Linked DNA regions of Homo sapiens: region 1 is linked to region 2. Evidence: chromatin contacts called from ENCODE Hi-C or POLR2A ChIA-PET data. All regions are on one chromosome and are shown on one strand. Each heading gives the region's core, a stretch centred on a gene start or an enhancer-like site at or near the end of the contact. The rest is flanking DNA. Distances are from core to core; before and after follow the strand shown. Region 1 has its middle 6.6 kb from the start of TRV-TAC3-1. Region 2 overlaps LOC107984199 (a long non-coding RNA gene).

What was found. A loop is a pair of places that touch in the nucleus more often than their neighbours do. ChIA-PET counts read pairs that join two places held with the same protein, here RNA polymerase II (POLR2A). Pooled maps may share reads with other maps.
Region 1: a pooled map shows a loop between it and region 2 (5-fold over the local background). The contact joins two enhancer-like sites. A Hi-C loop is called at or near these places in 6 of 50 pooled maps. POLR2A ChIA-PET finds 5 or more read pairs at or near these places in 2 of 52 experiments (SK-N-SH and activated CD8-positive, alpha-beta memory T cell).

What each region holds. Positions count from the first base shown.
Region 1 is chr10:5,844,697-5,849,756 of GRCh38, forward strand. No RefSeq gene overlaps it. Among named protein-coding and RNA genes, the nearest start is that of TRV-TAC3-1, 6.6 kb to the right of the region's middle. RefSeq lists enhancers at 1,208-1,257, 1,408-1,507. Within about 2 kb of position 1,615, at least 6 of the 41 ENCODE cell types and tissues checked have a DNase peak (open chromatin) inside an H3K27ac peak, as active enhancers do.
Region 2 is chr10:5,626,332-5,630,987 of GRCh38, forward strand. All of the region lies in intron 1 of LOC107984199 (a long non-coding RNA gene), which reads right to left. Among named protein-coding and RNA genes, the nearest start is that of LINC02677, 10 kb to the left of the region's middle. Within about 2 kb of position 2,211, at least 11 of the 41 ENCODE cell types and tissues checked have a DNase peak (open chromatin) inside an H3K27ac peak, as active enhancers do.

The DNA.
Region 1 (5,060 bases), core at 365-2,864, 220 kb after region 2:
TTATATAACATATCATCGAAGATCTTTCCTTGCCAATCTGTCCAGGAGGACAATCTGTGTAGTCATTTGCCCTACGGCGACACAGGCAGCCTGAAACGTGCCTGGTGGAAATTCCTACACTACAGAATGGCATTTTGCTGCTTGCTGAAAATAACTTGTAAAGAAGAGCTGGTTCCAGATGTTTGTGGGTGAAACACGTTGAAAGCCATCTCCGAAAGCCTGCAAAATGATTTGCCTGCGAAGTGGACCACTTCGTCTTTGGGTGAAAAGAGGAAATTATTATTTACCCCTAAGGCCTGGGAAGAGTTTTTATTTCAGCTTGTCTCATTTTTGGATGCTGGCAGATGGGAAAAGCCAACAAAATAAATTGGCCGAGGTTGTTGCAATAGGTCACAAAGCTGGGGACATCTGATGGGTGAATTAATGTTACTGTCAGTTGCTTCTCTCTCCCTGACCACTCCTGTCACTTGGAAAAACACGGTAAAGATAAATTAACCCAGGCAGTGCGGAGCTGGCCATGGCCAATTTATAGTCACGTGAGCTCAGGGCCTGCTGCTGGCTCACTGCCATTTCAGCCTCCTTAGTAAGATCTTTTTTTTTTTTTTTTGAGACAGAGTCTCGCTCTGTCACCGAGTCTGGAGTGCACTGGTGTGATCTCGGCTCACTGCAATGTTTGCCTCCCAGGTTCAGGCAATTCTCCCATCTCAGCCTTCTGAGTAGCCGGGACTACAGGTGTGTGCCACCATGCCAGGCTAATTTTTGTATTTTTGATAGAGATGGGGTTACACCATGTTGTCCAGGCTGGTCTTGAACTCCTGAGCTCAGGCCATCCGCCCACCTCGGCCTCCCAAAGTGTTGGGATTATAGGTGTGAGCCACCTCACCCAGACTAGTTCTTTTTTTTTTTTTTTTTCTTTAATGGAGTCTCGCTCTGTGGCCCAGACTGGAGTGCAATGGCGCGATCTCAGCTCACTGCAACCTCCGTCTCCCGGGTTCAAGTGATTCTCCTGCCTCAGCCTCCTGAGTAGCAGGGATTACAGGCACCCATCACCATGCCTGGCTAATTTTTGTATTTTTAGTAGAGACAGGGTTTCACCATGTTGGCCAGGCTGGTCTAGAACTCCTGACCTCAGGTGATCCACCTGTCTCCGCCTCCCAAACTGCTGGGATTACAGGCATGAGCCACCACACCTGGCCTCTTTTTTTTTTTTTTAGACAGGGTCGTGCTCTGTCACTTGGGCTAGAGTGTAGTGACACAGTATCAGCTCAGTGCAACCTCCACCTCCTGGGCTCAAGCAATCCTCCCACCTCAGCCTCCCAAGTAGATGGAACTACAGGCAAGCCCCACACGCCTGGCTAATTTTTGTATTTTTTGCACAGACAGAGTTTCGCCATGTTGTGTAGGCTGGTCTTGAACTCCTGGGCTCAAGCGATCTGCTCGCCTCAGCCTCCCAAAGTGCTGGGATTACAGGTGTGAGCCACCGTGTCTGGCCAGCAAGTTCTTTTGTCATGGCAAAATGAAACCAAGTTGAAAACTGAAAAACAAAGCAGGGGGGAAGTGTGGTCCTTGCTGGTGGATTGTTCATTGTCATTAGCAACCCACTTTTGGTCCAGATTGATATCTGAACAGTAAAAGTGTCTGGTTATTATTGAACGGGTTGCTTTGTGTGCTGGAAAATGTGAGTCAGACCCCGGAGGGGAAATTCAGCCCCACTGAGAAGTCAAGCATGGTGTCAAGCCAATGAGAAAAGGTCAGTAAATTTCTAGACTTTTCTTTCACTGTACTATATTCAGGAAACTGGAATGGGAAGTTAAAATTCCAGCCTAGGCATAATCGTCACTGATATTTAAGAGACAGAAAGAAAATTTCCCAACTCTTTGAAGGAAGCTTTGCAAACACAGCCTGATCTCTTTATGTGGAAATGGTCCAGGTAACAGTGTGGACATTTGGAGAAGGTGACGCTCTGTTTACTAAGAGGGCAGGGGGCCAGGTGTATTTTAGGACCCTCATCTATGTGATCTCAGACAAGTTGCTGAGCTTTGCTGAGCCTCAACTGCATTGGATGGTTTTAGCTCTTAAATCTTTTTTTTTTTTTTTTTTTTTTGAGATGGAGTCTCACTTTGTCATCAAGCTGGAGTGTAGTGGCGCAATCTTGGCTCACTGGAACCTCCGCTTCTGGCCTTTAAGCAATCCTCCTGCCTCAGACTCCTGAGTAGTTGGGACTATAGGCACATGCCACCGCATCTGGCTAATTTTTGTATTTTTAGTAGGGACAGGGTTTCGCCATTTTGGCCAGGCCAGTCTTGAACTCCTGACCTCAGGTGATCCACTCACCTTGGCCTCCCAAAGTGCTGGGATTACAGCCATGAGCCACCTCGCCCGGCCTAGGTCTTAAATCTAAGATATAAAACAATCTGATACTATGGCTCCATGTTCCTATTGGGTAAACCAGGACTCCCCAGAAAGCCACGGAATTACCTTTAATGACAGATTACAAACAAAATAATACTACAGTAACAACTTGTCATCATGTACCTTCTGTGTGTGCCAGGCTTTCCTCTCACAGCCACATGGCAAGGTAGGTATTGTGACCTTTTTACAAGCAAGAAGATTGAAGGTAAGGGGCTAATCCACCTGGGCTGTGATTTATTTATTTATTATTATTTTTTGGATACAGGTTCTCACTCCTGTCGCCCCAGGCTGGAATGCAGTGGCACAATCTCAGCTCACTGCAGCCTTGACTTCCTGGGCTCAGGCAATCCTCCCTCCTTAGCCTCCTGAGTAGCTGGGACTACAAGCACGCACCACCATGCCTGGCAAATTTTTTTTTTTTTTTGAAACGGGGTGTTGCTCTGTCACCCAGGCTGGAGTGCAATGGTGTGATCTTGGCTCACTGCAACCTCTGCCTCCCAGGTTCAAGCAATTCTCCTGCCTCAGCCTCCCGAGTAGTTGGGATTACAGGCGCACACCACCATGCCCAGCTAATTTTTGTATTTTTAGTAGAGACAGGGTTTCACCATTTTGGCCAGACTGGTCTCGAACTCCTGACCTCAGGTGATCCCCCCACCTCAGCCTCCCAAAGTGCTGGGATTACAGGTGTGAGCCACCACACCTGGCCTAATTTAAAAATTTTTTGTAGAGACAGGGTCTCATTGTGTTGCCCAGGCTGATCTCGAGTTCCTGGGCTCAAGTGATCCTCCCTACTAGGCCTCCCATAGGATTATAGGCTTGAGCCACCATGATAGGCCACGCTGTGATTTAAACACAGAGCTCTCTGGTGTGGTCCATCCATTCTACCAACCTGTCCTTTACTGCCCAGAGCCCTGTGGCACACAGGAAAATAACATTTCTTTCTTCTTTCTTTTTTTTTTTTTTGAGACAGAGTCTCCCTCTGTCGCCCACACTGGAGTGCAATGGCGGGATCTCAGCTCACTGCAACCTCCGCCTCCCGGATTCAAGCAATTCTACTGCCTCAGCCTCCTGAGTAGCTGGGAATACAGGTGCATGCCACCACGCCCGGCTAATTTTGGTATTTTTAGTAGAGACGGAGTTTCACCATGTTGATCAGGCTGGTCTCGAACTCCTGACCTCGTGATCTGCCCACCTCGGCCTCCCAAAGTGCTGGGATTACAGGCGTGAGCCACCACGCTCGGCCTAGGAAGATGACATTTCTAGGCCCTCCCAGCATCTGGGTGGAGTCACACACCTAGTGTTGCTAATGGAACATGGCCAGAGTTGAGGCCATTGGCAGGCCTGCCCACAGAAGGGCTGTGTGACAGCTCCTGCTGTCTCTTTCCTCAGTTTGTGTGACTGGAAGCCAAGGAGTCCAAGCTGGTGACACTGCACAGCAGAAGGAGCCTGTGTCCTTGAGTTTACCGCTCAGCGGAAAACCATCTTGGTTCAGGGAAAACCCATGAACCAAGAACATCCACGTCAGACATTTCACAGACGAGAAATAAACATTTACTCTGGTAAGTTCCTGAGATTTTGAGGTTGATTCTTTCAGCAATGATTGAGAATCTGGGCTCCAAATTCAGTTTAACTCATTTTTTTTCCTGTGGTCAGCTAAGAAATAGAGTTCATTTATGCCCTTTCAGAAAGAGCCAAATTGCCACATGGATTAGCATCTCATCTAGGGTTGCCAGACTTAGCAAATAAAAATACAAGACAGGCCAGGTGCAGTGGCTCACACCTGTAATCCCCACACTTTGGGAGGCTGAAGTGGGCAGATCACTTGAGGCCAGGGGTTCGAGACCAGTCTGGCCAACACAGTGAAACCCCCATTTCTACTAAAAAACACAAAAATTAGCCAGGCGTGGTGGTGCACGTCTGTAATCCCAGCTACTCAGGAGGCTGAGGCAGGAGAATTGCTTGAACTCAGGAGGTGGAGGATGCAGTGAGCTGAGATTGTGACACTGCACTCCAGCCTGGGTGACAGAACGAGAGCCTGTCTCAAAAAAACGAAAACAAACAACAACAACAAAAATATAAGCCACCTAGTTCAACATGAATTCAGATAAGCCACAAATACTTTTTTAGAATAAATAGGTTTTGTGCAATTATTTGGGACATTACTGATAACAAGAAATAACTCATTGCTTACCTGAAATTCAAACATAACCAGGGGTCTGGCATCTTACTTGGCCAGCCAAGTTTCATGCTATCACATCCACATCTTGACTCTGCTCAGAAAGAGCTGCCCAACTTCTCCACCAATCAACTTCCTTCCATTCCTCAAGTCTTGGCCCTCATTCCACTTTCTCCAGGAAGACTTCCCTTCCAGCCTCGCCTTTCTAGCTCTCTGGTAGTCCTTATCACACTGCACTTGTCTTATGGTGATGCCAGTCTTGCTCTTCTTGTATTATTATTGTTGTTATTAATATTAGAGATAGAGCCTTGTTCTGTCTTCCAGGCTGGAATGCAGTGGTACAATCACAGCTCACTGCAGCCTCGACCTGGGTTCAAGCGATCCCCCCCGCTTCAGTCTCCTGAAGCTGGGACCACAGGTGTGCACCACCATGCCTGGCTGATTTTTTATTTCTTGTAGAGACAGAGTCTCC
Region 2 (4,656 bases), core at 961-3,460:
CTCACAACTGCCCTCAGCACACAGTCATCCCAGACCTGCTCCCACAACAGGGCTCCCTCCACTGCTGCGGCCCGGCTCAGGGTCACCCTGGGAAATGATGGTTAAAAAATAAAAATGACTGAGGTGCCCGGTTCAGCCTTCTGTGCCGAATGAGCGCAGCAGCCAGGTGCAACCGGAATGACGGATGGGAACCAACAGATGTCCCTCCCACATGGCACCAGCAGCCAGGGCCCCTGAAGGCCACTGTTCACCTTGGCCCTCATCCTGCAAACATGTTCGGAGCTCATTCTCTGAGCCAGGCTGTGTGCTGGGCATGGAGCTGCTGGGGTGAGGGCAGACAGGACCTGGCCTCTAGCCTCAAGGTCCTTGCAGTCTGGGAAACTTTACAAGCACGTGAATAAAGTATTCGAATCAAGAAAGATAGGAACTGTTATAGAATTAAAAGCAAAGTGCTTTGGGTAGAGTTACAAGCAAGGTACCTGGAAACCCAGAAAGAGAAGGATTCTTCAGTCTGGGAGGAAATTAAGGAACATTCACAAGGGTCAGAAATGAGCTGGGCCCTGAAAGATGGAAAGGAATTTCCTGCTTAACTAGAAAGCTTTCTCCACAGTCCGAAATATGTTTCACAGTGAGAAGGAGGATAGGCAGGGAACACGTTGGCGTTGTTGTGGTGTGTTGTTGCTGTTTTTTTTTTTTTTTTTTTGAGATAGAGTCTTGCTCTGTCGCCCAGGCTGGAGTGCAGTGGCATGATCTCGGCTCACTGCAAGCTCTGCCTCCAGGGCTCACGCCATTCTCCTGCCTCAGCCTCCCAAGTAGCTGGGATTACAGGCGCCCGCCACCACGCTGGGCTAATTTTTTTGTATTTTTAGTACAGACAGGGTTTCACCGTGTTAGCCAGGATGGTCTCGATCTCCTGACCTCGTGATCCGCCTGCCTCGGCCTCCCAAAGTGCTGGGATTACAGGCGTGAGCCACCGCGCCCGGCCTGTTGTTGTTTTAAGCCAGCAATACACCTCACCACATTAGTGTGGATGTCTGGAGAAAGTGTTGAGACTACATTGGCATCTAAAAATTCCAGTTGTGTCGAACGTAGCGGCTCACGCCTATAATCGCAGCAATCTAGGAGGCCAAGGTGAAAGGATTTCTTGAGCCCAGGAGATCAAGACCAGCCTGGGAAACATGGCGAGATCCCATCTCTACAAAACATTTTTAAAAATAGCCAGGCATGGTGGTGCACACCTGTGGTCCCAGTTTTTCATGAAGCTGAGGCAGGAGGATCACTTGGACCCAGGAGTTCAAGGCTGCTATGAACTGTGATTGCGCCACTGAACTCCAGCCTGGGTGACAGAGTCAGACCCTATTTCAAATAAATAAATAAAAATTCCAGTTGCTAAAGCCACAAATATCCAGAACCCACACACTGACCTGTGCCTTCCAGGACTGCAGGTGGGGTGGGTACTGTCTCACTGGTTACTATAACGGAGTACCACAGTCTGGATGGCTTAAACGGCAGACATTTATTTTCTCACGGTCCTGGAAGCTGGAAGTCCAAGGTCAAAGTGCTGGTGTGGTTGGGTTCTGGTGAGGGCTGTTGTCCTGGCGTGCAGACAGCCACTTTCTCACTGTGTCCTCCCGTAGCTTTTTCTGTCTGAGACAGAGATCTCTGGTGTCTTTTTCCTTTTGTTATAAGAACACCAGTTTTTTTGAAGAGAACAGTCCCACCTTTATGATTTCCTTTAACCTTACTCACCCCCTTAAAGGCCCTACCTCCAAATATAATCACATTGGAAGTTAGGGCTTCAAAATATGAATTTGGAGGAGGCCTAATTAAGTCTGTAGCAGGCATTCCCAGCAATGCATCAAAAAACAAAAACAACAAAAAAAAAACACGGAAGGTTGGAAAGAGAATGCAGTGAGGAAAGGGTCGGAAAGGGAGGGGCTGTGGCCAGGACGGGTGTCAGAGAGAACTGCCAAAGAGATTCGAAAACCAGGGACCCAGATCATCCTCCGGGCCACTCCCAAATCAAGGGAAGAGGCTGGACGGGTCCAGGGTCGTCTCCTTCTTTTCTGTGTCAGATCTCCTTGATTCTACACTAACTCCAGGCATCTTTCTTCCTGTCCTATCCAGTCCTCACCATAGACTCATTCTGGAAAGCGGGGAGGGATGGCAGGAGAGGGAGCAGAAAGAGAAACTATTACGCTGTAGGTCCCGGAGAACACTGCTCTCCCTGGGTCTGGGAGCTTAGGGACTTTCTGCCACACCCCACGCCTCACAAGACTGAAAGAGTTTCATCAGGGTCTGAGCTCTGGGATTTGGAAACACTCATGGAAAACAGAGCAGAGCCTGAGTTTTGCGGAGAATCCCTGCCTTCTCCTAAAATACTCCTGGAGGAGGCAGCATCAGAATGCATGCTTGAGACGCACCACAGGATCTGCTTCCCCAAATCCTCAAACACACAGGACAGATGCCTCCTGGTCCCCATCATAACCCATCAATCACGCCCCAAAGCCGCCTGAGCCCTCACCTCCCGACTCTCCGAAAGCTGCCAACAATTACTGCTGAGCCAGCAATGCATAATAGTCTCCTTTCTGCCTTCCCGTCTCTTTCTGTCTTTTGTTCCCTGCCTGGAAATCTATATAGCATGAAAGGAGCTGTTGAGGTGTGTGTGGTTTTTTTTTTACCAAGAATCGGAAAATTTGAGTCATCTTTTTACAAAGTTAGACTGCGAAGGTTGTAGTCCTCTCTAAGGATTTAATAATGAAGTGAAGAGACCAGAGGTGACCAGAAACAAGTATGAGAGGAAACGAGAAGCCGTTATTCATGGATTTCCTGCAGTGTGCTCAGCACAGTACTACTCTAGGAGTTGGAGGATTTTTTTTTAAAGTGGTGGTGCTAGGGGCTGAGTGGTGCTACTTACTGTCTATTCTTCTGTTCTTCCTCAGTAAGAGAAACCTTATATTGCTTGGGATGGCACTGTGCCCAAAGTAAAACAAACACATCAAAAAAAAATACACAAGGCTTGCTTGGCTGGCAGACACTCCTTTTGCCAAGCTCTTTCCATTTTCTTCCTGCCTGGAAGATAGACATGATGACCAGAGCTGTAGCAGCCATCTTGGGACCATGAGGGTCCCATGGTCAAAAGATCAAAAAAACTGCAAAAGCTTTGGCTGTGGTATACATGAGGGCTGTCAAACTACAGCCCATGAGTCAAATCTGGCCCACTACTTGTTTTAGTAAATAGTTTTGTTGGAACACAGTCATGCTCATTTATTTGTCTGGAGCTAATTTTGCCCTGTCTATGACAAAGGGGAGTGGTTGTAACCGAGACCACTTGGCCCACAATGCTAAAAATATTGACTATCAGAAAAAAAAAATTATAAACCTCTGCTCTAAACCACAGGCAGTAACTGCCTATCTCCAGACTTATTATGTAAAAAAAAAAAAAAAAAAAAAAAAAAAAAAAAATCCTCTTGTGTTTGACATGAGGTTTCTTGTGTTTAACATAACGTTTCTGTTACTCACAGACTAATAGATATAATACTGTTTACACTCGAGGCACTCAGAGTTTACACAGCTGTGGAAGCAGAACATGGCAACGTTTAGAAAATTAAGAAAAAAGACACATTCCAAATCATCGCCAACCAGCAGAACATAGCCCTACACAACCCCAAGCAGCAATATTCACGGCGTCCTCTAGGTGGAGCTCTGCAGTGCACAGCCTGGGCAGCTGGAGGCAGCAGCCCTGTATCTCTGGCTTCATCCTGCAGCCAATTAATTCAACCAGTATATGGGGATTATCTCTGTGTCAGACACTGTGGAAAGTGAATACAACATGGCCCCTGGTCTTTAGAAGCTTATAGGATAAAAGAAATATACCAAGTAGCCGTATGGTATGGACTAACTTGTGTCCCTCACCCAAATTCATATGTGGACGCCCTACCCCTCAATGTGACTGTATTTGGAGTTGGGGCCTTCGAGGGTGTAATTAAGGTTACATGAGGTCATAAGACTGAGGCCCTAAACCAAATAGGTCTGGTTCCTTATAAGAAGAGGAAGAGACACCCAGGATGCGCACACGCGGAGGAGAGACCGCGTGAAGACACCATGAGAAAGAAGGTGGTTTGTACATCAAGGAGAGAGGCCTCAGGGGAAACCAAACCTGCTGACAGTTTGATCTTGGATTTCCAGCCTCTAGAACTTGGGGAAAATGTATTTCTATTGTTTAAGGCCCCCAATCTGTGGTCTTTTGTTATGGCAGCCATAGCCAAGTAACACACAATTTAAATAGACCACATGGTGGCTCGAGGTCAGTGCTCCAGAGATTCAAATGTCACATAGCAAATAGCATCATTCCAAGGCCTGGAGGATAAAGACATGACAGCCCCTGTGTCCGCTGAGACAACCAACCATTGCTGCTCCACACACCTTCAGCAAGCACTGCTCAGGCTGGGGCACCTGATGCTGAGATCTCCCTTGATAGGTGTTCTATTTGAAGAGAAAAGATTGTGTCCCAGCTATTGAACGCCCACCCAGGCTTCATCCACCTGGGCACCCAGTCCGGTCCAGTCCATCTCTGCACTGGCAGGCACGGCCTGGCTTTCACATTCCTCTCTCACCGCCTCTCCCAACTCCATATCTGGCCTCCAGCTCTGCCAG